Regions from separate parts of the Mus musculus genome. Here regions 2 and 3 are each linked to region 1. The links are chromatin loops, found by intact Hi-C in ENCODE. Cell type or tissue: left cerebral cortex. All regions are shown on one strand.

Region 1 (8,000 bases):
TGGGTGGAGCCTCTCAGAGGACAGTTAAGCTAGGCTCCTGTCTGCAAGCATAACAGAGTATCATTAATCAACTCCTTTTAAAGTTCTACCCTTGAAACAATGCTGCATGCATTTTGTTCATCTCTAAGAGTTGCCTTAACAGTTCCAATATTATTTTAAAATCCAAGATTAAAGTTTGCTCTGATTCTAAGACAGTCTGTTAACTGAGAACCTGAAAATTCAAGAATCAAGCCATGTGCTTTCTCTATGCAAGGATACAGAGTAGACATTTTTAGTACAAAAGAGGAGAATGGGAACCCAGAAAGGAAAGGTCAGACCAAAGGAAGATCAAAACCCAAGAGAGCAAACACCAAATCTTGCAGCTCCCTGTTTGGCATCAGGGTCTCATGGTGACATCATCTGGGCTCCAGCAGCCTGAGATGTCTCTGCCTCTACAGCTCTGCTTTCTGCAGCTCACATTGCCCGTCTCAAGTCAGCTCTACTCTGTGCTTAAGACTCTCCTTGGCGGACGTCCCCCACAGTTCTGCCATCTTCAAGATCTCGGTGTCCCCATTACACCTTAGCCTTCACCTCCATAGTTCCAGGCACTGGCCTTTTAGAACTTCCACTCAGAGAATCCAGCCCTGCCGTGTTTCCTGACTCTGCATCTTCCAGGAATTTGGTACAAGCCTCTGGGATCCCATCACTTCTGCATTTTTCATGCCTATAAAACTGGAACCATGTGTCTGCTACTATCAAGTTCTCCTGTCGGATCAGAACATAGTTTCACCCTTTAGACCACTGCTGCAAAAGATGCCGAGTGACAGGAAAGTTGAACATGAGAAAGTGTTTCCCAAGAGATTGTTTTTCACCAGCCTGATCCACTTCTGCTCAGGCTCTTGCCTTGTAGGGGTTGGTCTGCTGCTGCTAGGCATTCAAATGCTATAGATTGGCCTCCAAGATCTGGCTGCCCCCATGAGAGGAGATCCTCACATATACCAGCTTTTGTTGTATAAACCTTGCCCCTCCCCCAAGTTATCCCTGATTGGTTGATAGAGATGCCTACAACCTGGACTGGTAAGAAGAGAGGGGATTAAGCAAAGGTTCCTGGTTTTGGGGTCTCAGGAGAGACCAAGAAGGAGAGAGGAGGAAGAACAAAGAAGTCATCATGGGATATGCAGATTGTAAACTCATGCCTCCCAGGGCTGGCTTGGTGGAGTGGGAGCAGGCCAGGTTGTCCATGGCAAGTGATATCTTGGGGGTATTGACAGGGAACTAGACAAAGTACCACAGAGGGTTGATATCTGCACAGCTCTAGTGATCTTAAAGCTTATTGTAAATTGAAAAGCATTTGTGTCTTTTGTTTGTTTTATGGTCTAAGTGAGGTAAACCCTCCCAAAATAGCATTTACTATAACATACCTTCTAGTAAATTTGCATTTCTATGTCCTTCAGCGTTTTGATTGGTCAGTTATACCTTCAAGGCACGACTCCAAGTTTCCAGTGAAGCTTTCTTTTTAATTGTGATAATCTTTTTGATATGTATAACCACTATGCACCCACCCTCAAATTTGATCAGACTCAGAGTCAAACCACATCTCCACTCTTTCTGTTCTGTAAATCTGGGTAAACACAGTGAATGCAGACTGTGCCACAATCTAAATGTTGCATTGAACTGGAATTTCCTCTAAAAAACTAGAGTATTGTTTTAGAAATCAGACTCACTTAGATTTTTAGGACACATCAGATAGACCCTGATGCTTTCCCTGAATGTCTGAGCTAGGGTTTTACTGCTGTTAACAGGCACCGTGACCAAGGTGAGTCTTATCAGGACAATATTTAATTGGGGCTGGCTTACATGTTCAGAGTTTCAGTCCATTATCATCAAGGCGGGAGGGAGCATGACAGTATCCAGGCAGGCATGGTGCAGGAGGAGCTGAGAGTTCTACATCTTCATCTAAAGGCTGGTAGGAGAATACTGGCTCCCAGACAGCTAGGATGAGAGTCTTAAAGCCCAAGCCCACAGTGACATATATTCTAACAAGGCTACATCTCCTAATAGTGCCACTCCCTGAGCCAACCATATACAAACTGTCACAGCGACATAATAGCTTTTAGCTCAGGTCCCAGCGGAGTGTTAATCTCCCCTCTGAAACTTCATGAACACTGGCCACTTTTCCACTGGCATCTGAACTTGCCCAAGAACCACTCAGTCAGCTCTGCCTGCAGTGTTTGAAGTTCCCCCAGCAAGCATCTCCAAACTTCCACATTCTTCCCACAGATCCGTCCTCAATCCTAACAGCCATATGGTCAGGCTGATCTCAGCCCCAGCCCCAGTTCTCAGCATCCGTTTTCTATACCAGTTAGTTTTCTGGTTATTGGGAAGTATAACTAAATACCATAAACACCTTTTAAAAGACAGCATAAGAAGGATTTATTCTGTCCCTTAATTCAGAGAAATCAGTCCATCACAGTGGGAGGCATGGTCGTAGGAGGGACTTGGCCTGTGGGGCCATCCAGGGAGTAACATGAACACTCTCAGCTTCCACTCTTTTCCTTCTTGCTCAGTCTGGGATGTCTGCCCCTGCGATGGTGTTCTCCAGGGCAGGTTGTATTGCTAATTCTATTAATCCTTTCTGGAAACACCATCTCATAAATTCCCAAAGGTTTACCTCGCTAATATACTGGGTGTTTATTCATCAAATCAAGTTGATAACAAAAGTTAACTTGGAGATGAGTAGATGGGCGGGCAAAAAGTGGAGTGGCTACAGGGTCACAGGATCCTGGCTGCTGCTGGGTTGGGGGAGAGCCAAGGAGGACTCAGCTGAGAACTGGCATGATCTTTCATTTTTCTCAGCAGTCATGGTTTCTACACTGAGTGTAGTATGGAGGTGGAACATCAAAAGAGCAGCAGCACCAACCTGGACAGTGGTGCTGGAGGTTTGGAGAGGGTGATGCAAGGTCCCTGGAGCCTGACACGTTCAAGGCTGAGGGGATAGATGGAGTGGGGTAATAGGAAAGAGAGGTCTGCTTCTACTTATTAACGTGGGAATGCCATGGGGCCATCATGGCTGCAATGAAGTGGAATTTGGTGGTTCTGAGACTTCACAGGCACACAAGGGGAGCTTGTGGTTCACCTGAGTCTCAAGCTCAGAGGGAGAAGGTCTGTGCAAGGCATATTTTAAAGCTATCAGACAGGGTGAAAGCCTTACCTCAGAGGTGATGGAGAGCAAACGGGGTCTACGAATGGTTCTGGAACACCGCAGCATCAGGGAGGTAGAGGAGGCAAGAGGAACACACTAGGCAGGGCCCCGTGTCCAAGCTAAGGGTGGGCTATTCACAGAGGCGGGGCAGGAGGAAGTGCGTTCTAGGCACTGATGCACCAGAGGACAGGAAGATGGAATGACTGATGGAGAAGTGGCTGGTGCTGACACAAGGGAACAGGGAGCAGCTTGCCTAGGAAAGTGCTTCCTGGATGGTCCAGAGCAGGGTGAGCAGAGAGTAGCCAGAGAGTGACCCATGAAGGCACCCACCTGCCTGCTCTGACAGGAGGAAGAATGGAGCAGGTGGAGGAGCCCAGAGAGCATTTCTCTGTCCTTTCTCTGTGGTGACCAGGACCCTCTGCTGCTGGCACAGGGGTTGGTGATCTTTGATGATTAGGGCAGAGACATTCTCCCCACCCACTCCCTCCTGTCCAAGCCATTGGCCATGCTTGGCTTAGAACAGGCTATGCAGGTAGCTCTCCTATCCTGGGCTCTGCTTTCTCCAGCTCTTCCGGCCATGCACATAATAAATGGCCCAGATTCACTTCAAAACCATGATACCCCTGCCTCTCCATGGGATGCATTTATGAAACTTCTCTGTTTGCTGGGCACCTGCAATTTTAGCTTCTTGCCTCAGAAGCTTGTTCAGTGCATGGGGGAGGGGCACAGCCAGGGATGCAGGTGGTGATCCCTGCCTGTGTGGTCCTGGGTAGGCCTCTAGCTGCTGCAGCCACTGGTGACCAGGGATTCTCCAAGTGCTGGCCTCCTGTGGAGAAGTCCGGCTGAAGCACCCCTGCATCTTCACACCGCACTCCCTCCTTTCCTGGGTGGAGCGCTCTTGGGTACTTAGGTGGGGAGGGGCTAGGTCTTCAGCCATCAGCAACACCCCAGTGACTAATAATCTTGCACCATGTGGCTGCTCCTCTAGCAATTGTCACTGTCCTGACTACAGAAAGTCCCTTGTCAAAGGTTCCATTTGGGACTGGGAGCTCCACTGTGTGCAGATTCTCAATTCAGCAGCTCGAGTTTTGCCAATCGCAGCCTCCTAGGGAGAGAATAAACCAGAAGGGATCGGAGGAGAGGGAGATGGCAGGCCTTTGGCCTCCTTGGGGTTTGTGGTTTGCAGTCTCTGTGTGCCTGGGCAAGGGTGCCAGCTCCCTCGCGGGAAGAGCGCCCCCTGTGCTAGCTACGCCTCCACGGACCTGGTGGTCCCAGAACGTGCAGTCATCCATCCATTCATTGCGATTCCCAGAGCCAAGGCCCCATGACTCCAGCCGAATCTATGAATGGGAAGAGATTTAAAAAAAAACCTAACATCTATTTCCACTCCCTGATTCTCGCCCCCTGCCTCCCTTCCCGCCGAGCCAGCCCGACACGAAGTGAAGGGGGGGGGAGGGACGGGGCGTGGGGGTGTGCGAGAGCGGGTGCAAGTCTGGCTGGAGACTGTACTATTTATATACGCCGGGGCTCCAGGACAAAGAGGGCAGATCCGAGTCACCCCCCTTCTGCAGCCCCAGCGTCGCCCCAATCCGCTCCTCCGTGGCTTTGATTTCACTCCCTCCTCCCCCGCGGGCTGGCAGGTGCGGGGGTGGGAGCCGTCTCCGCGGGAGCAGCGTCGCCAAGGTCCGGCTGCTGACGTCCGAGCCTCTGCTCCTGTCAATGAACAGCAGCCGCCGCCTGGGGACTGCTCTGGCAACGAGGCTGCAGACGTCATCGCCTCCTGTTGGACGCGGGGGGGGGGGGGGGGGGCGTCCAAGCATCAGCGTCGCTGGCTTAAAGGAAAACTCTCTAAGTTCCAGCAGCAGGGGAGAGTGGCTCTTCAGAGCACACGCAGCCCCCCCAACTCCGCCCCCATGTCAAGTGCACGAGGGCACACGGGTTGGACACTCGCCCACGCACGCACACACACACACACACACACACACACATACACACACACGCGCCGTGCACACACATGCACACTCGTGTGCACACACACTACTTCTAGGTGTGTGGGTCTAAAGTTGCTTCCGTCGAGAGGCTAAACTGAGGTGGACCAGTCTTCACTGGTGCCTAGAAAGCACCTTACTGCTTTCCGGAGCACCTCAGAAAGGAAGGCGGGAGAGGGGAGCATCACTCCTTCTTAGAGTTGTCTCCCCCTTTTGCGAGATGACCAGCGTGGAAACTCCAAGTACCCGAAGCCCTTGGAATACTGCCGCATGGAGCATATTCGAGCGTCTTGGACAAGTCCTGGACTTGGGCCACCCGGGTTTGGCAACTTGTTTTGAGCAGCCCTGGATGGAGCCTGGACCCACCTTTCCCAGAGACTTGTCTCCACCGCTCCGCTTTGAATTTGTGAACTGGCGATGAAGCAGATAGGAGTTTTGTACTGGAGGATACTTTGGCGGGTAAGTTGATAATTTTTTTTTTTTTTAAATCTAACATTAGCCACTGAGAGTCCAAAGGGGGATAAAAAGAAAGAAAGAAAGAAACAAAAGAAGCAAAGAAAACTTATCTCTCTGCAAGCTTTCCAGCAGTAAGAAAATGTGTGTGTGTGCGCGCGTGTGCGCGCGCGCGTGCCTGCGTGAGCAGTGTGTCAGTGTTTGTGGATGTGACTGGGTGATCGGGGTGAGGAGTGTAAAGCCAGAAGCACCGGACTTTGTAAAGCTTAGCAGGGAAGATGGGAGAGCCTGCAGCTAACCCCAGTGCCAAGCGACAGGGTTCCTGGAGTTTTTGAGCTGCAAGTTCCAGAGTAGACTGCGCCCCAGCTGCAAACTGCAGCGGCTGCCTAGCCAGACCCGCAGGTGCCTCTTGAGGTGGCGCAGAGAAGGGCTGTCAAGCGCCTCAACCTCCTCCCTCCTTCCTGCTGCCAGTCTCCCATCCTCAGTAGGGACAGATCTCCCTGCACCGGCCATCCCTGCCTCTTGTCCGTTCCTCTACCCCAGTCTCTTTTGCGAGATATCACATGATACCAAAAGGAGGAGCGGGTCCTGCATCTTTAGTGTCTGAAAGCATCTCTGTTGCCTTCTGTAGCTTTTATTTTATGTTATTTGGCAATCCATTGAAACCGCATCCCAACCATCCGGACCAAACACTCAGAGTGTGGCTGTTTCCCCACAGCCACGAGCAGGCTTCTCATAGCCAGGCAGGACCAGGAGTCCTAAGTGGGGGTGGTGGTGGACCCCACCCAGGCCCCCTCCCACCTTAGCAGGAGACCTCTGAAGTATCTGAGGAACCTCTTGGGTTTTGATTTCTCCTCTCAGCTCACCCTTTTAGTAGAAGGAAAAGGAGGAAGGAGGGAGAGAGAGAGAGGAGAGAGAGAGAGAGAGAGAGAGAGAGAGAGAGAGAGAGAGAGAGAGAGAGAGAGAAGAGGGCCACACTGATACACTGATGGAAGCAGTCCTGGGGGTTCTGCCCAAGTCCCTGCCTCTCCTGCCTGCCTTCCGGATCCCTTCCTGTCTTTCGGCAGCAATTTCTTTCCATCTCCCTCCCTGGCCTCTTCTCCCCACCCCTTTCCTCTCCACCTAACCCCACCTTCACTCTCCTCTCCGAGAGGGGAGGGCCAGGGGGAGGGGAAAAGAAAACCCCCAAACCCCAGGCCCTGGGCAGAGATGTCGAAGAAGCGCAAAGCCCTCGAGGGTGGAGGAGAACCCCAGCTCCCAGAGGAGGAACCCACTGCCTGGTTTGGGGGCAGCAGCGAGGAGCCAGGTAGGGGGAGGGGGAGGAGACAGAGGACTGAGCACATGCGGAGAGCTTTGGAGCGGGAGATGCTCCACAGGAATGCCCCAATCTTTAGAGCAACTGGGTAGACTTACCCACAGAAGAGAAATTGGGGGTGGGGTGGAGAGGAGCTGACTAGGCCAGTGCTCGAGACCCAGCCCTGAGAACTTGGAGCACACTGGGGGGAGAAGCTGGAAGGCAAGTGAAGGATGCAGGAGGGGCCAGGAAGGGCCGACTGAGGATGCTGGCCATCTCCCATTCCTGCTTGCCTTGTTGTCTGGGAAGACCCTATTCTGTGTATATATGGCCTGTGTTGGTGCCTGAGTGCAGGACTCTGTCTGGAGGGAGGGGTGCTGGTGCTATCCCCCAGTGCCTGTTGCCGATGGGGACAGCAGGGAGGGCCCATATCTTCTTCCATGCTTCTCCAATCCAGGGATGTTGAGGGTTGCGTCATGAGGAATCTTCATCCTCTGCACAGGCAGGGCCTCGGGTCCTCCTGAAGTTGGAGGTGAGGGTTGAGCAGATGGATTGGTAGATTTCATTTCGAGGGGAGATGGAAGAGGCAAGCAGTTGGGTTCGTCTCTGCCTGGAATGACACCAGAGAAAAAGTAAAGATGGAAAATTTCCTATGTACCAAAAGTGATACTTGGGATCTCTGGTTTCCACACAAAGGAAACCTAGACAGACACCTTTTATTTCACTTAAAGCATTCTGGATTTGGTTACAAGGAGGCCCACATGATGTAGTGAAGCCTTTTCCCGGCTGTGGGGATAAATGAAAAGGAGAGCTCATGAGCTTTTGTTGTTGGGTAAGCTGTAGAAGATCAGGTGGTGAGAAGACTCATGGGGTGATGTGGTCCCGGGTGGCTGGGCAGGCATGAGGAGCTGTTCTGCACGCCTGCTTTCTTCCCTGCAGCCAGCCATGGTCTTGATGGAGACAGGCTCCCAAGAGGCAGAGCATCAGATGGCTGGTGTCTCCAAGATGGAGTCCTTGGTCCATCTCCTGCGTTATCATAAGGGATATGGGGTTGCAAGGCCCCTCTCGCAGAGAACGTGGAGCT
Region 2 (8,000 bases), 57 kb after region 1:
TATGCTTTTTATATCACCACTCATACACATAATGGAATAGCAAAATCTATTTTACAAAAGGCAAGTCATGCAAGCATAAAGCCTGTCATTTAAACAATTCTATGAAAAAAAAAAGCAGTTGTAAATATCAGTTGAATTCATAGCTATCAAATAATTATTGTTTGGGAAGAAGAATTTTTGTTACCACTTAATAACTGTTTAAGTAGCAGTAACATTACATCTTGACTTGGGAGAAATTAAATGGCTTGAGGGGTATTCTGAATGGAATGGAAGCCATTCTATTTACTAAAGAAAAACACCTAAAACATGTATTATATTAAAATTATCCATATTTTCAAACATTGCGAGTAATTGAACAGTGCGTGATGTGTGGGTAGGTCATAAAATATATGGGAAATGTATACTTCTTACTCAATTTTGCTACAAAGTCCAGCTCTTAAAAATAAAGTCTATGGAAACACACACACACACACACACACACACACACACACACACACACACACACACACAGAGAGAGAGAGAGAGAGAGAGAGAGAGTGAGTTAATCCAGCCTTCCAGAGACCATCGTGATTAAAAGAATCCACACACTGGCTACTTTGTTTGCTATTTAGTTTATAACCATCAGTGGGTTACAATGTTACTTTCCCTTCTCAAGTCTCTGAGACATTCTGAGACATTGTGGTGGCTGTCCTGTCTTTACTGGTGTCTGGCCAGTACACGAGGAGATCTAAGCAGGAGGTGGACTGCAGGCACCAGGAAGCTCACACCCTGGCTAGTGCACAGACACAAAGGGGTGCCAAGGGCAAGGGTACAGGCCTCAGTCCCCGTGCCCTGGATGGTCACCCTACACTGAGGCTTCGTGTGGATGCTTCAGTGAAGGGGCCTGTTTGACCACAGAGAGCCTTGGGCAGGAAGCACAGAAGAAAACTGGGTAATGACTGTATCTAACTTCACCTTGCCCAGCCTACAAATAAGCTGGGAACCCTGGCTGGGCCTTCTGTTTTCTTTGTTAGTTTACCATTTAGCCATCTTAGAAAGATAGAGGGCGTGTTGATCTAGACCTGTAGCTCCTATTGCTTAATTCCCTTGATTGTGACTGAGACCTGAACCGTGGGCTGGTACCAGGTTCATGCAACAGATGCTTCCCTGCGTCCCGGTGGGTGTCACGTACGTCTTCATCTCCTACCCACCCTGGGTTGACAGACACCTTCTAGTTCAGAGTTGAATCAATTGATCTTCGACAGCTAGGCTCACCTTCTCCCAAGTATGAGCCACAGTACATGGCCTTAGTTGACCCCTGACATCTAAGCAGGAAGTATGTACTTAGTCCCCGAGAATGCAGCTCGGGAGTGGAAGAATGGCCCCTTTCCCGTGCATGACTGGGTTTGAGTATGGGGCTGGCAGTTACTGTTACCGTTTTGCCACGGTGGAAGAATTATGGATTCCAGCGCAGCTGACACGAAGTTTTTGAGGTGTAGAATTAATCATCTCCGAAATCACTTGATCCCAAGACTTCTTAGACACATTGAATCCCGGCTATGTAATTAGCCAACTGCTGAGGATTCTGATTCTCGAGGAACTCGCTAGGGAGAGGACCAGCTAAAAATCCCATTCTTGGATAAGGAGTATGGTCAGGGTACCTTGTGCTCCATTTATTGTCATGGCTGGCCACGTCCCTCAGTGTAAATCAAAATTTGACTTTATGACAACACAGAAAAGACAGAATTGTTTGTAAGAAGGAGTCAGTTTGGGCTTTGTTTGTTTTCATAGTCTCTTAGATAAAAGCCTCGAGGTAACACAGATCAATATAAATGAAAGTTTAGTATGCACCACAAGCTTCCAGGTGGCAGGGAAGAGGGCTGTATGGTTGTTTTCTCCTCTGTCATTAATGCTGGCTGCTGGCTTGCCATGCAGGGTGACCGGCCATATGAGCTGAGCTTAAGCTCTAATTCCAGGGCTGAACACTTCCTGCCCAATTAATTATAGCAGCACAGGCTATGTGGAAATCAAACTCAGAATCAGGTCACAAAGCCTGAAGATTCTGTCATTGCGCCTTTAAGTTTTATAGGAATGTATCTGAACCAACAGATTGCAAATTAGGAACCGACATTAGTTCCTGGCAAGGTTTTTTAAAGAATATGCAAGAAGGAGTCATCATGTGGTCACCAAATCCTCATTTTCACAGAGACATCAACAGGGCCATTCACTGTGTGCAAGTGGACTTTACTAAGGCTGTTGCTGCTCACACAGCAGAGTGTATGGGGTCCGGGCCTGACAGCAAGGTGGGACTGGGCTTTCGTGGGAGTACTTTCATTCTGGGTCCTTCTTTCCTGGTGAACTTGTTATATTTTAACCCCACTTAAAATTACCGCCCATTAACATAGAGCTCATCAGTGGAGTGATCAGCCACAGAAGGGATGTCTACATCAGCCATCCTCAAAGGCTCAGATACCGTCTTGGAAGGGAGGAGACAAAGACTGTACGAGCCCGAGGTTGGGGAGGAGCAAAGAAAAACTGTGGACAATGAGACCTCCGTGTTTACAAACTTGCAGCAGCCATGGCTGCCTGCACAAGATCAAGCCAGCCCAGGAGGGCAAAAGGAGTTCAAGAGTCTCCACCCATAGCTGAGACCACAGTGAGGCTCTGGCCTCTGGGGGCGGGGAGGGGAGAGAGAGTCAGTTTTCTTTAAGAGTATAGCCCCTGGTAGGTTGACCATGCTCTGGTGGATGTCCCCCATTGGATGTCCCCACACCCATGAATAGCACAGATTAGATTCAGTGGTTATTGAAAAAAAAAAAAAAACAAAACCAAAGGGCGTGAAGTAGAAGGGGATGGAACAGAACAGCTAAGAGAAGGATCTCTCTCTCTCTCTCTCTCTCTCTCTCTCTCTCTCTCTCTCTCTCTCTGTGAGAGAGAGAGAAATCAAAATACATTAAAGAATTAATAAAATTGTATTTTAAAAAAGGAAAAGGAAAAAGAGTAACACCCCAAATAGAAATGGAAGAAGACCCAATAGTCAGAGCAGAGACATCTGAGTGGGATGGGAAAGATGCCTCAATGTGCTCACAGCCATCGTTTAGGCTCTAAGAGTCTTGGCTTGTGGTGTTCACTGCTCTGCTTCTGCCTGCACTGCACGCCGGCACATTGCATGTTTTGAGGACAATCCTGTGGGAAGCAGTGGCTTGAGACTCTGACCCACGTCAGGAAGGACTGACTGGCCAGCACTGGTGTCCCCTACCATGCGCTGTTTCTCTGGAGAAACCGCAGCCTGAACCATGAACAATTGCAAACTTTTCTTGTGAAAGCGTTCTGGCCTTTGTGCGGATCATGAAGTACAGCAGGACTTGAGACTTCTCGTAACTTCTTGTCTTATTCTCAAGTTATTTTTTTATCATTATAACATTTTAGCCTGAAGTTTTGTCTTTTTAAAAGATTTATATATGCCTTTGTGTATCTTTGCTCCACAAAGATAAGGTGTTTTGCCTTTGTGTATCTTTGGTCCTCATGCATGCAGTACTTGCAAATGTCAGAAGAGGGCACTAGATTCCCTAGTACTGGACTTCTAGTTGATTGTGAGCCGAATGGGTCTTGGAAACCAAGCCCCCAGGTCCTCTCACTACAAGAGCAGCCAGTGCTCTTAACCACTAAACCATCTCTCTGGCCATTTGTTTTGTTTTCTAAAGTGCCACAGTCACAAGAAGGGCCCCTTGCTGACCTGAAGTTGTCACTGGCAGCAGCCTTGCACCTGTAGGATCTGGAACTTGGATGAGGCTCTGGAAGCCAGGCTCCACAGTGGCCTGGGTTACCATACTCGTGTAGTATTACACTTCGTACTGATATGTCTTTGTTTCGTAAAAAAAGAAGTGGTTCTGGACACATGCTAATTGTTCGTTTTCATAGTGGAGTCCCACACTCTTTCTAAAGCCCCCTTGGGTTGATTACTAAGTGTCTCAATGGTGCTTTGATTTTGCTGGAAGCAAAACACGTGTCGGGGCTGTACCTCCGTCCGCATGGTGGGACTAGCTGAATAGCTGTCACTCTCCCAGTGTCATCTTTGCTCAAGAATTCACGGTCTCTCAATCAAACCAGTTGCTTCAAGGGATTTGGGAAGCCCATATTATGCAAATTCCCTTCTAAACCCAGGCTTCTAGTTTTTAAACACACTTGGATCCCTCTCTCTGTGGCTGCTTCTCTGGCCCCTATGCTGCAGTGCGGAACCTTTGTGGGAGAGCAACCCTGTTGGGATTTGTGCACCTGAAGCAACAAGCAACACTTCCTTGCGCTGATGGAGATGTGGTTTGGGAAAGTAAAAACTGGCCTGGGATGTTTCTCAGCCTGTAGCAAGTTCTCCAGAGTGATCCCGTCAGCCCACATGTATGATGATATTGGTAATGTTTATGGGAAGTGGTCACTTATCTCCTCTTTGTCTGGGTATCTCTTCTGAGCTGGGGAAATATCTGGAAAAATGGGGACATTTGGGAGGGTGAATGTGAATCCCCTCAAGTGGAGGATGCTCAGAAAGACAAAAATCCTGTTGCGAAATGTCTTTCTGATGCTCCACGGAGCTGTGCCCAGCATCGCAACCCCAGAAGACTCGGAGGGCAACTCTAAGATGTGGGTGCACCCAGAAGGAAGGTCTGTGTGTTTCTAAGTTAGTTTAGTTCATTGGTGACATCATAAGATCGCTGTCACCTAGGCAATGGAATGTGTTGCTATGGGGACAACAAGCTGTGTGATCGCACAGCTTCCAAACACAGACAGTGGGAAGCCTCCCCTTCCTGTGTACCGCAAGCTGCATGGGTGTATATGGGGGGCGGGGGGTTGGATTAAAAGCCTGGCATTTAAACTCTGTTAATGCAGATGCTCAGAGATAATGGTGTGGAGTGCTTACATACTCTGAATTTTGAAATCTTTGGAACCCACAGCAGTCTAATGAGGCGAGCTCATGTTACAGGAAGATACACAGTGCAGTTGCAGAACTGCAGGAAGTGTCCAGTGCAGGGTTGGGAAAGCATGCCTTAGGTGCATTTTCTGTTGGGTTGGAGACATTGGTGCCAGTGTTGCATGATCCTGTCATGGATTCTGTCAGCCTCCATCCTATCTCTAGGGAGCTCTTGATGTTATCCTGTGGCTTACTGACTCTCTTGTCACCTTTATCACACAACCCCAGCCATGTTCCGTGTGCTCATATACTGATACACAAGTACCCATACATACATCTGCATGCCTATGTATACATACAGTAAATTCATGCTGAACACACTAAATGAGCCCACAGGTTTAGGTTCTTGTCATCTTCTGCTCCTGCTTTGGCCACTGATCAACACTGTTGTTTTATTGCTTCTGTTTAAGGAGGCCTCAGTGGATACCTGCTATTGATTCCTCAACATAGAACTCACACCACTAGCATGTACTCATCACGATAGCATCACTATACGATAGCATCACCATCACTATGACATTATCATCACTGTAGCATCATCATCACTATGATATCACCATCACTATAGCATCAGCATCACTATGACATCATTGTAACATAACCATCACTATAACATCACTATAGCCAAGACTCACTATCATTAACCATAACTGTGGTGACAAAACCATTACCACAACCAACAATATCACAAACCATTATTGTTATCACCATCACCATCCATCTCCACCATCATCACCATCACCAACCATCTCCATCATCATCATCATCACCATCACCATACATCTCCATCATCATCATCACCATCGCCAACCATTTCCATCTTCATCATTACTATGGTAGTCACTGCCATCATTTCAGTTACTACCCATCACAGTCATCATCTTTATCAGCATTACCATCATCATCACCATCTCTGCTTAGAGGCTTCAGAGTAAACACACCAACAAAAAAAAAAATGTGGGCTCAGTCAAGAAAGTGGATTGTAGTCTGAGTGGATGCAACCAAAGATTCCAAGATTCCAATTTTCCATCATTGAGCCCACATAGTCAGGTGTGCTGGATGCTGCTGTGACGTTTGTAGTTATGTAGTATGTAGTTATGGCTGTAAAGTCCATAAATAATAAGGCCTGCCTACATATCTGTACATGTGTGTGTGCATTTCCATAGCCTACCTACATGTAGGTATACATGCATGTGTGCATTTTCATAGCACATCTACATGTGTAAACATGTGTTTACATGTGGGTGTGCATTTTCATAATCCTCTTACATGTATGTACATGTGTGTGTATTTTCATAGCACATCTACATGTGTATGCATGAATTTGTACATTTTCAGAGCTCATCTACATGTGTGTACATGTATGTACATGTGTATGCATGTGTACATGTGTGTACATGCAATGTGTGCATTTCCATAGCCTACCTATATGTGTATACATCCATGTGTGCATTTTCATAGTGCATCTACATCTGTGTACGTGTGTTTATATGTGGGTGTGCAATTCATAGTCTTCCTACATGTATGTACATGTGTGTGTTTACATAGCAATCTACATGTGTATGCATGAATGTGCGCATTTTATAGCTCACCTACATGTGTGTATGTGTACATACATGTGTATGCATGTGTACATGTGTGTACATGCATGTGTGCATTTCCATAGCTCACCTACATGTGTCTACGTGTGTGTGTGTGTGTGTGTGTGCATGTCATAGCTCATCTACATGTGTGGACATATGTGTATATTTCTATAGTCCACCTACATGTATATACATGTGTGTGTGTGCATTTTCCTAGCGCATCTACATGTGTTGTGCGTGCATTTTCACAGTACATCTACATGTGTGTGTGTGTATTTTCATAGCCACCTGAAAATCTAGTGAAGATTCTTGATCTCAAACACACATTCCCAACCCCAAAGGCTGCCTGTCCCCATGGCCCAGAGATGATCCCCTGGGCACCCCGAGCACATGTTCTGTCCACCTTCCCCTCCACCAGGGTGCATGCTCCTCTGGTGTGTGGGAACAATGTCTCCTGGCAGGATAAGGACCCCAGAGGCAGAAGCTCACCCAGCTCTCAGCTCCTGTGGATAGTCAGACACGAGTGTTGTCTGGAGGAAAAGGTCCTTGTCCGCAGCGCTGGCTTCCCGCTACAGCTGCCCAGCTACGATGTAGAAGTCAAGGTACAGGATAGACCTCAAGTTAGGAAAACAAACTTTGGTAACAGCTTGAGTGTCAAGAGAGGATCTGGACTCCATCAACTGAAGGAGTTGCTTTGTTTAGGGAGATGCCAGTGTGCCCGAGGCTTGGTTATTGTTTTGAGTGATGTGACTCTGAGACACTCGGTCTCCTCATGTGCTGCTTGTTCTTGATGCAAGGGCTTAGCAGTACCACATGTGCATCTCCATGCTCTCCAGTACAGAATAAGCTAGACGTAATAAATCAGTCTTTTGGAGACCATGATGATGTCTTAGTTGCTAGTTTGAATTTCTAAAATCTGTAAGGTTTTTTAATTATAATAACAGCATTACAGTTCTTGAAAATCCTTTTCATAACATACTACAGATATAATGATTAGATGTGATTTTTTTGTTTTTTTTGTTTGTTTCAGTAACTGAAGAAACAAAGATTATTGGTCATTACTTGGTAGCCTGTTCTGGGTGCTGTGCCAAGGTAAAGCTGTACCAATTCTGAGAGTATTTATAATATTCCGAGAATATCCTTGCAAGATGAGTGATAGGATGTCCATTTCTCAGATGCCGAAATGCAGACTCAGAATAGCTAGGGTCCATCTGAGCCACGGTTCAGACCCTGGTGTGCCCAGGCACAAAACTCAGGTCTTTTTCTTTGGCTTTGTGACAGTCTAAATATAAGTTGGGTTTGTATCTAGATAATTTGGTAAGTGTGTGTGTAGTTATAGGAGTTTCTATTGGTGGTGGAAAAAATAAGGAGAAGCGACCACTAATAATTACCTCCTTCTCAGAAACAAAATAGACTTCTCTAAAGATGTTATTAAGGAGAGTACTAAGAAAAATCTCCCAGGCTCCATCTCCAGA
Region 3 (8,000 bases), 54 kb before region 1:
GCAGTGAGACAGGGGATTCTGGCTTCTGGGTCTGACACACACTGCTCTGTTAATGCGACCCCACACTGTGGGCAACTGTGCTCCACTGTTAAGACATGATGAACTTAAGGGCACATTCAGCTGTGTGAAAGAAGCCATGTGACAGGCTCATTGTAAATCCCTCAGAAAATAAAGAAAATAGAAAAATTTTCCTGTCACCGGTGTGAAGCTGTCTCACACATGCTAGACAGATATAAAGTGTTCCTAGGGGGAAAAAGAATGTCAGAGATCACTCCCGTAATAAATATCAGGGATCACGTACGTAATGTCAGGGAGATCATTAGGGTAACTCCAGCACTAGAGAAGCTGAGGCAGGAGGATTTCAAGTAGGTGACCAGCATGGGCTACAGGGTAAAGCTTATCTCAACCAAAGCATATGAGAGGAGACAGAGACAGAGAGAGAGAGAGAGAGACAGAGACAGACAGACAGACAGAGACAGACAGAGAGAGACAGAAAGAGACTCAGAGGACAGGGTGGGGAGGGGGAGGGAGAGGGGGAGGAGGAGGAGGAGGAGGAGGAGGAGGAGGAGGAGGAGGAGGAGGAGGAGAGACATTTTACTACTATTAGCTGTATGCTGTCTCATCCTGCCCTCAAATGTTTCTGATTGTCTTGTTTTCTGTCTTCCAGCCACCTGGCATCTTTTCTTCTAGAGCTTTCCATAGATCCTTTGCCTCTGCATCTGGGAAGTGATAAAAGTGGAGATTCTGTTCTTTCCTCATGGCATTGACCACAGGCCTGAGAAGCCCCTGCATGTCTCAGCAATGGGCTGGTATCCTGTAGACCCAGAGGCCTGGGACCACGCACAGGCCGCTGACTCTGTTTGCTTTTCTGTCTTTCTGTACAGCTTTGAAAGCTGCTGAGGTTTGCTAGGGGCTTGCCAACTGAAACCACAGTACCTTGTCAGATCACACTGCCATGCCAGCCTTCCAGCCACCTAGACAAGCTCAACTGTCTCACGATGACTGCTCATGCGCAGTCCCGGCCTTTCCGCCCATCTTTGAGGTAGGATCACAGCTAAGTGCCTGACCAGGAAACATCAGTTCATTGCTTCAAAGCCATGGCTCAGATCCGAGGGTAAGAAACAGCCTGATGCTGGTGCTGTAAATCGGGCTTACCACAGGCACATTCCTCTGCTCACTTAGGTCCTACCTGTGAACACCTCGCCAGGTGATCAGGGAGAGAGAGGGTGGACCATGTGAAGTGAAGCACAGGCTTAGGCTGCTGAGTCCAGTGGGCGGGGCCGGGGCCTGTCAATCACATCACAGAGATCCCAGGTTTTCACTGTGGTGGTATGGAGCAGAGGATAGGGTAGATACAGTATCTCAGAGTGGGGGCGACCTCATCCAGAGCTGGGACAGCAGGGCACTGAAGAGGAGCTGGGGGCTTCGAGGACCCTGAGGATAGATCTCTCTCTCTCTCTCTCTCTCTCTCTCTCTCTCTCTCTCTCTCTCCTCTCTTTCTCTTGTTAGGAGACAGAGTCTCCCTGGAGCTCTGGCAGCCTGGAACTCACTATGTAGACCAGGCTGGCTTTGAATTCATAGAGATTTGCCTGGCTTGTCCTCTCTAGTGCTGGCAAGCGCCACAGGTCTAGTTGACCTGTGGATCCTTACAGAACCCCAGTGCCTTGTTTCTCCGGCTGTGTTTTCTTGGTTTATTTCTCGCTGGTTTCTTCTGGGAGAAGGTAGCCTGTGGCCTGTACTCCCTGAGGTAGCTAGCCATTCCTCCAGTTTTCAGTAGGACTTTCCCCAGCTGCTATGCTCTGAGGAGATACTTCATAAAAATTGTACTTAATCACTTTGTTTTAAAGTAATATAAAGCAACTTATTCGAATTATGTATCTATGTGAAAATTCAAATGAGACGAAGAAGTTAAAATTAACTTGTTAACTCCTCAGCAAACTTCTTTCCCCAGCTCTCTCTGCACCTGTATGGGTCTGTGAATACATCTCATGGGTGGCCTTCTTCACAGACACTGAACAAGCATTGAGGAGAGCAGCCTCTGTCCCCGATGTGCGACAGGTGCCCTGGTAGATTACCACCTGGGTGGGTAGACATGGATAGAAGTCATTTCTTGTTTCCCATTCATTCCAGGATGTTGCTAACACTCTGTGCATCCTTCCTTTGACGGATAGTCCCAAACCCTTGCTGAAGCAGGAGCTTCATTGACTGGGCTGGACAGGCTGTCCTGAGAGCACATGTCCTCCTGGCTGTATGTCCCTGGTGTTAGGATTGCAGATGCACACAGCTGTGCTCAGCAGGTTTTTTGTATTGGTTCTGGGGGTTTGAACTCAGGTCACCATGTTTGTAGGGCAAGTGCCTTACTGACTGAACTGTCTGCCTGGCTGAAACTTATGGATAATTAATGATTACATTTGTGAAAAGGTTCATCCTTCTGTCCGGCTTCACAAGGGGTATTCTGCTTCGGGGTGGGGGCAGGGGAAAGAGGGAGAGGAGAGCTGTGTTCCCAACTGGAAAAAACAGGCCCAGCTTTCCCTCTTTGGGAAGATTTAAAACCTGGCCAGGGTGGTGGTACATATCTGTTAGCTCAGAACCAAGGAGGGAGAGGCAGGAGGATTGCCTTGAGTTAGAGGCTAGCTTGGGTTTATCTTGTCTCAAAGCAAAATAAATGATAAACCAAAGGTTGAGCCCCAGGGCTTTATCAGGAGACAGCTGGCTTTCTTCCACCCCAGTCCTGTGTTGTGAAGAAGAGCCCACCTGCTGGAAGAGCAGCGGGAGTCTTGGTAGAAATGGGGTTCCACAAAAGGATGGAGTAGAGGCGACTGGATACCCAACCAGGACCAGGAGGCCCTTGCTCCAGGAGTCCTAGCCCTAGGTTACAGATATCTGGTAGGGACTTTGTGCTGCGTTGGTGAGAACCACCCTCCCGGGCTTCCCGATCGCTTTTTCAGACGGGCTGAGCTGCTGGATTCCCTGGGATCAGTGTTATTGATCCCTCGAGGGAGGCACGTTTATCAGCTGTCTCAGACCTCAGTCCAATGGGGATGGAGCGACATTTCGGAAGAAGCCACCAGAGGGCGCCTCAGGATGCTCTGCAGGCCCGCGTCCTGTGGATGAGGCTGGAGCCACAGCAGAGCCTAGCTAAGGCAATAGAGGAAGATGCTGCGCTAGATAGCAACATCATGACTGATGAACTGCAGGGCAGGACTAGAAGGCCATAGCTGGAATTGACAAGTCTCCGCTGTGAGGACACGGAGATTGCTATCCAGCCCGGAGGCTTTGCAGGAGGTGTAAGGGACTGCAGGGTCAGGTCTGAGCTGGGATACAGAGAGAAACCGGGCTTACCCTGTTGAGACTGTCTGGGACCCCAGTACCCACTGAGGGGAACTCAGATTCAAGAGCCAACCCAGCTCAGTTTCCACTAGAACTTGAGGCTGGTTGGTCAGAGGGATTCAGAGGAAGATTATCAAGTTTGGAGCTCTTCCGCTTTTTAACGACTGTGCATTTTGAGTCAGATCCCTTGTGTTTTGCCGTCGCGCTGTTGAGATCTGCGGATTCACAGCCAGGCCGACAGTACAGAGAGGTTTTCGTCTTCTGTGAATGTCTCTGTAGTCTGTGTGTTGAACCTTTTCTTGTACAGAGCTTTAGAGTTTGGTTTTCAACTTTTGCTTTTGCTGTCTGTGTCTTGGGATCATATTAAAAAACCGTCTGCATAATCCGTCTTTTCAAGGGATGGTCACCCCTTAACTAGTTTTCCAACACCAAGTGGTCAGCCATAAAAACACATTCCTCCAAGCAACATGAGAGTGACTGGTGGGACCAGGAGACAGCTACCAGCGTGGAAAGACTGGTTAGGTGTTGGGACTAGCCTCCAGATGATGAGGCTAGCCTGGACTACACAGTGACCTCCAGGACACCTACAAGTCGCCCTACTTCACAAGAACAAACACATATGAAAAGGACATTTAGGGTATTTTAAGAATATTAACACAGGGCTGGAGAGATGGCTCAGTGGTTAAGAACTCTGACTGCTCTTCCAGAGGTCCTGAGTTCAATTCCCAGCAACCACAGGGTGGCTCACAACGGTCTGTAACTTGAGTTCCAGGAGATCCTCTGCAGACATATGTATAGACAATGCACATAAAATAAAAACAAATAAGTTACTGTAAAAATTAATTAACTCGTCAACTTACTAACACATTGTGTCTTTTTTTGGTTTTTGGTGCCCTTTTTAATTTCTTTTGTCTGTATTGGGTAAGTTGCACTATAAGGGCCATCCACTCCTGGATTATATTTCTCTCCAGGTAGTTTAATACTTCCTGCCACCATTATGAATGAGATTGCTCTCTGAATGCTTTTCTCAGTGTTGTTACCGGGATATAAAAACCTCTTAATCCGCATGCTGACTTTTATGTCCAATAACCTTCTTAAATTTGTAGGTCAAATTTTAATTATTTGTTTTTTAGTTTTTATAGACACGATTGCTTATTTTTATAAACCCTTACTATCCAGATCACTTCCTTTCTCTTGTCTTATGGCTCTGGCCCAGTATACACTGATAAATGTGTCCTTTTGACCATGCTCCATAACTCTCATAGATATTCTTAATTTTTTTCCTTAAATAATTTTTGCTAGATAGTTATGTACAATTTTCCAAGGCTCATAAGAGTATTTAGGATTTTTTTGTTTCGTTTTGTTTTTCGAGACAGGGTTTCTCTTGTGTAGCTCTGGCTGTCCTGGAACTCACTCTGTAGACCAGGCTGTCCTCGAACTCAGAAATCCGCCTGCTTCTGCCACCCAAGTGCTGGGATTAAAGGCGTGCGCCACCACCACCCGGTTTAGGATTATTTATTGACTTCTTCAGCTCCAAGATTTCTGTTTAATTCTTCTTTAATGGTCTCTGTTATCATTTCTCTTTCTCTCAATTTCTCTCTCTCTCTCTCTCTTCCTTCAAAAGTTTGTTTGTTTGTTTATTTATATGAGTACACTGTTACTGTCTTCAGACACACCAGAAGAGGGCATTACAGATGCCCATTACAGATGGTTGTGAGCCATCCTGCGGTTTCTGGGAATTGCACTCAGGACCTCTGGAAGAACAGTCAGTGCTCTTAGCCACTGAGCCATCTCTCCCACCCCCTTTCCATTTCTTAAAATTAATTATCTTGAATTCTTTGTCAGGTAGTTCAACAGCTTCTTTCCTCTGAGGGGTATTATTATGGGGTTATTGTACCTTTTGGACTTTCATTCTTTTCCTGTCTTTATGGTGACCCTTGCACATTTGGATCAGCTGCCAATGTCCTAGAAAGACTTTCCTAGTAAATGACACTCTCCTGGTTAAGTATCCTTAGAAGCTGGTTTGGATACGATGGGTTGGCTTTTGCTTTCAGGGGGGACACTTAGTGTAGCAGCTTTTTCTGCATTAGCAGTGTCTGACTCAGTGGGGTTTCACTGGGAGGCAGTTTTCTTAGGTGGGTCAGGCTTATTGGTGGCTTTGAGAACTGTGCTCAGCTGCGGGCATGGAGTTCCTGCCAGTTTCCAAGGTCCAAATAGGTTGCAAGGCTGCTCTTGAGGGCTTGTGTCGGGGAGCTTGGCATGGCCACGGAGCTTTGGTGGCTCTAGGTTTCTGAGAACAGTATTTCTGATGCTTCTTCAGGTCTCAGGAGGGTTGGTGGTTCCATCCCACTGCTTTCTAGGGCAGCAAGAGGGTGGGAGCAGCCACCCAATTTTCACAGGAGACACTGTATCAAGAGGATCCAGGTAGGTTGTCCGGATGCTCACGAGTCTTTGGGAGGGTAGGCAGGTGATCCGGATAGTTCTCAGAGCGGTGCTAGCTGAGCTGTTTGTGTAGCCACGGCTTGACTGTGTCAGGGATGCTAGGGGCTGAACATCAGATGGGTCTGTGTTGTAGGCACCTGAGTGGGGAAAGGTATAGTATGTCGTAGGGTTTTTCTTCCAGGAAATAGAGTGCAGTACCTCAGCAGATCCTCCTGCTGAGCTCAGACAGGGAGGGCTAATGACTTTTGGGTAGCCAGTGCTCTAGCTGACCACGCCATGAGGGCGTGCAGCTATGCTCTCCTGCATTCTCTTGTGACACTGCTTTGGGGCTGACCTAGACAGATGGAAGGACAGAGGCTTTGAGCCCTTCTATGTCAGGTCAATTACACATCTCTGTGCTCTCTGACATGGCTGCCACATCCCTTCTGCACCTCTGGATTCTTCCGTGGACACCCCAGCTGCTGTTTTTCTGTCTGGGTCCTTGGTTTGGAGGGAAATGTCCCAGGCATCTCTACTCAGCCATCGATCTGGCATCCTGAAATAGAATTATTTTTAAGTTAAAAAAAAAAAAGATTTATCTACTTTTTTTTAAATTTGTATTTGGATGTACCAGATGCATGCAGATGCCTGCAGAGGCCAGTAAAGGGTGTTGGACCACACAGAACTGGCACTACAGGTGGTTGTGGCTGCCATGTGGGTATTAGAAACTGGTGGTGGCAGGTTCTCTGCAAGATCACTCAGTACTTTTAACCACTGAGCCATCTCTCCAGATCCTTAAAATAGAATGCTCGACTCTTCCTTTTTAGTGCTGTTTATACAGTGCTTCAGAGCATGTCAGAACCTTTTACTGCAAGCCGGGCATCCAAGCTGGGTTCCTCCCTTGTCCTTTCTTCAGTAAGTCCATATTAAAGCACTCTACCTTCTTCTACCTCCACGGCTACCATCTTTGTCTTCAACACCAGGTAAGAAGGTGCGGATGGATGTTTGGTTAAGGAGAGAGTCTCAGTTAAAGGAGAGAGAACAGGCAGACTCTTCGAGTCTCAGATAACGTCCCCAGAAAGCTATTTACCAACTCTGAGGTACAGTATAACTCTGGGATTCTTGTGACTTGAAATTATTAATTTCTTCATTATGTTCTATTTTGAGTCCCCTCAGATCACGCTATCCTTTGTGGCGAACTTGCTATAATTTTGATCATAGGTTTTTGTTATTGTTACCTGGGGCTGGAAACACTCTGACTGATCTTAGCGTAGATGGTTAAATGCAGCACTGGATGAGTAAAAACACGCTTCTATACAAATGGTATTACTTCATTTCAAGTAAACTTGTTGATGATTTAAAAATGCACATGCAGGCTTTGTAAACAGATATCAATGGTTTTTGCCATCAGGATCAATCTATGATATATTAAGATCTATGACTATATGCATAATAAGTAAAATATACATAGACTTCCCCTCAGCAGTTTCATAATTATTCCTGGACACTGCTTAATTTGATTTGTTTTATCCTATGAAGTGCAATTCTTATTGTCAAAGATAAAGATTTTCCTCCACTCTCTTAAGTATTTGTTAAGCTCTCCCCATATGCATGAGGCATCGTGCTGGAAGCTGGGGACGGTGTTCACTGAGTTGATCTGAGCTTAGTCTTCACTGAATGTCCCCAGATGGGTGAGTGTCTAAGACAGTGTGACAGGGCCCGAGATGAACTTCCTGCTGGTGTGTAACGCTGAGAAGATGGCTCTTATAGGCAGTTTAGATAAAAGGGTTGCAGACAGAGGACGGTGCCTCCGGTTAAGAAAATGATTTGGTGCATTTTAGAGACTGGCGAAGTGTCCTGTAAGAGACAGCAGGCGATGATCCAAAGGAGCCAGGAAAGGGCTTGCAAGTCTTCCACAGACAGGACAGCCATGGTGTGGAAATCAGGGCATTTCTGAACGGCTTCCAGGAAAGAAAAGAGATGGGCTGGAGGGATGGCTCAGTGGTTAAGAGCACTGATGTCTCCTGAGAGGCTCTGCCAGAGCCTGACATATACAGAGGCGGATGCTCGCAGCCAACCATCGAACTGATCACAGGGTCCTCAATGGAGGAGTTAGAGAAAGGACTGAAGGAGCAGAAGGAATTTGCAACCCCATAGGAAGAACAACAATATCAGCCAACCAGAGCTCCCAGGGTCTAACCATCAAGCAAGGAGTACACATGGAGGGACCCATGGCTCCAGCCACATGT

What was found. A loop is a pair of places that touch in the nucleus more often than their neighbours do. Peaks named below come from ENCODE experiments on the same cell type or tissue, not always from the same donor. Only the 100,000 strongest peaks of a DNase experiment are listed, where the experiment ranks them.
Region 2: a loop joins it to region 1, with 2.0 times the contacts of the local background. A loop is called at or near these places in 4 of 42 quality-filtered maps.
Region 3: a loop joins it to region 1, with 4 times the contacts of the local background. A loop is called at or near these places in 14 of 42 quality-filtered maps.

What each region holds. Positions count from the first base shown.
Region 1 is chr17:8,520,188-8,528,187 of GRCm38, forward strand. It overlaps a transcript of Pde10a not described here. Among named protein-coding and RNA genes, the nearest start is that of T, 90 kb to the left of the region's middle. In left cerebral cortex, a CTCF peak has its summit at 4,409; DNase peaks (open chromatin) are centred at 2,256, 4,006, 4,471, 4,859 and 5 more places; H3K4me3 peaks cover 4,175 bases; H3K27ac peaks cover 4,725 bases.
Region 2 is chr17:8,577,042-8,585,041 of GRCm38, forward strand. It overlaps a transcript of Pde10a not described here. Among named protein-coding and RNA genes, the nearest start is that of T, 150 kb to the left of the region's middle. In left cerebral cortex, a CTCF peak has its summit at 3,532 (motif pointing right); DNase peaks (open chromatin) are centred at 3,551 and 4,721; H3K27ac peaks cover 291 bases.
Region 3 is chr17:8,465,826-8,473,825 of GRCm38, forward strand. No RefSeq gene overlaps it. Among named protein-coding and RNA genes, the nearest start is that of T, 35 kb to the left of the region's middle. In left cerebral cortex, a CTCF peak has its summit at 3,067 (motif pointing right); a DNase peak (open chromatin) is centred at 3,068.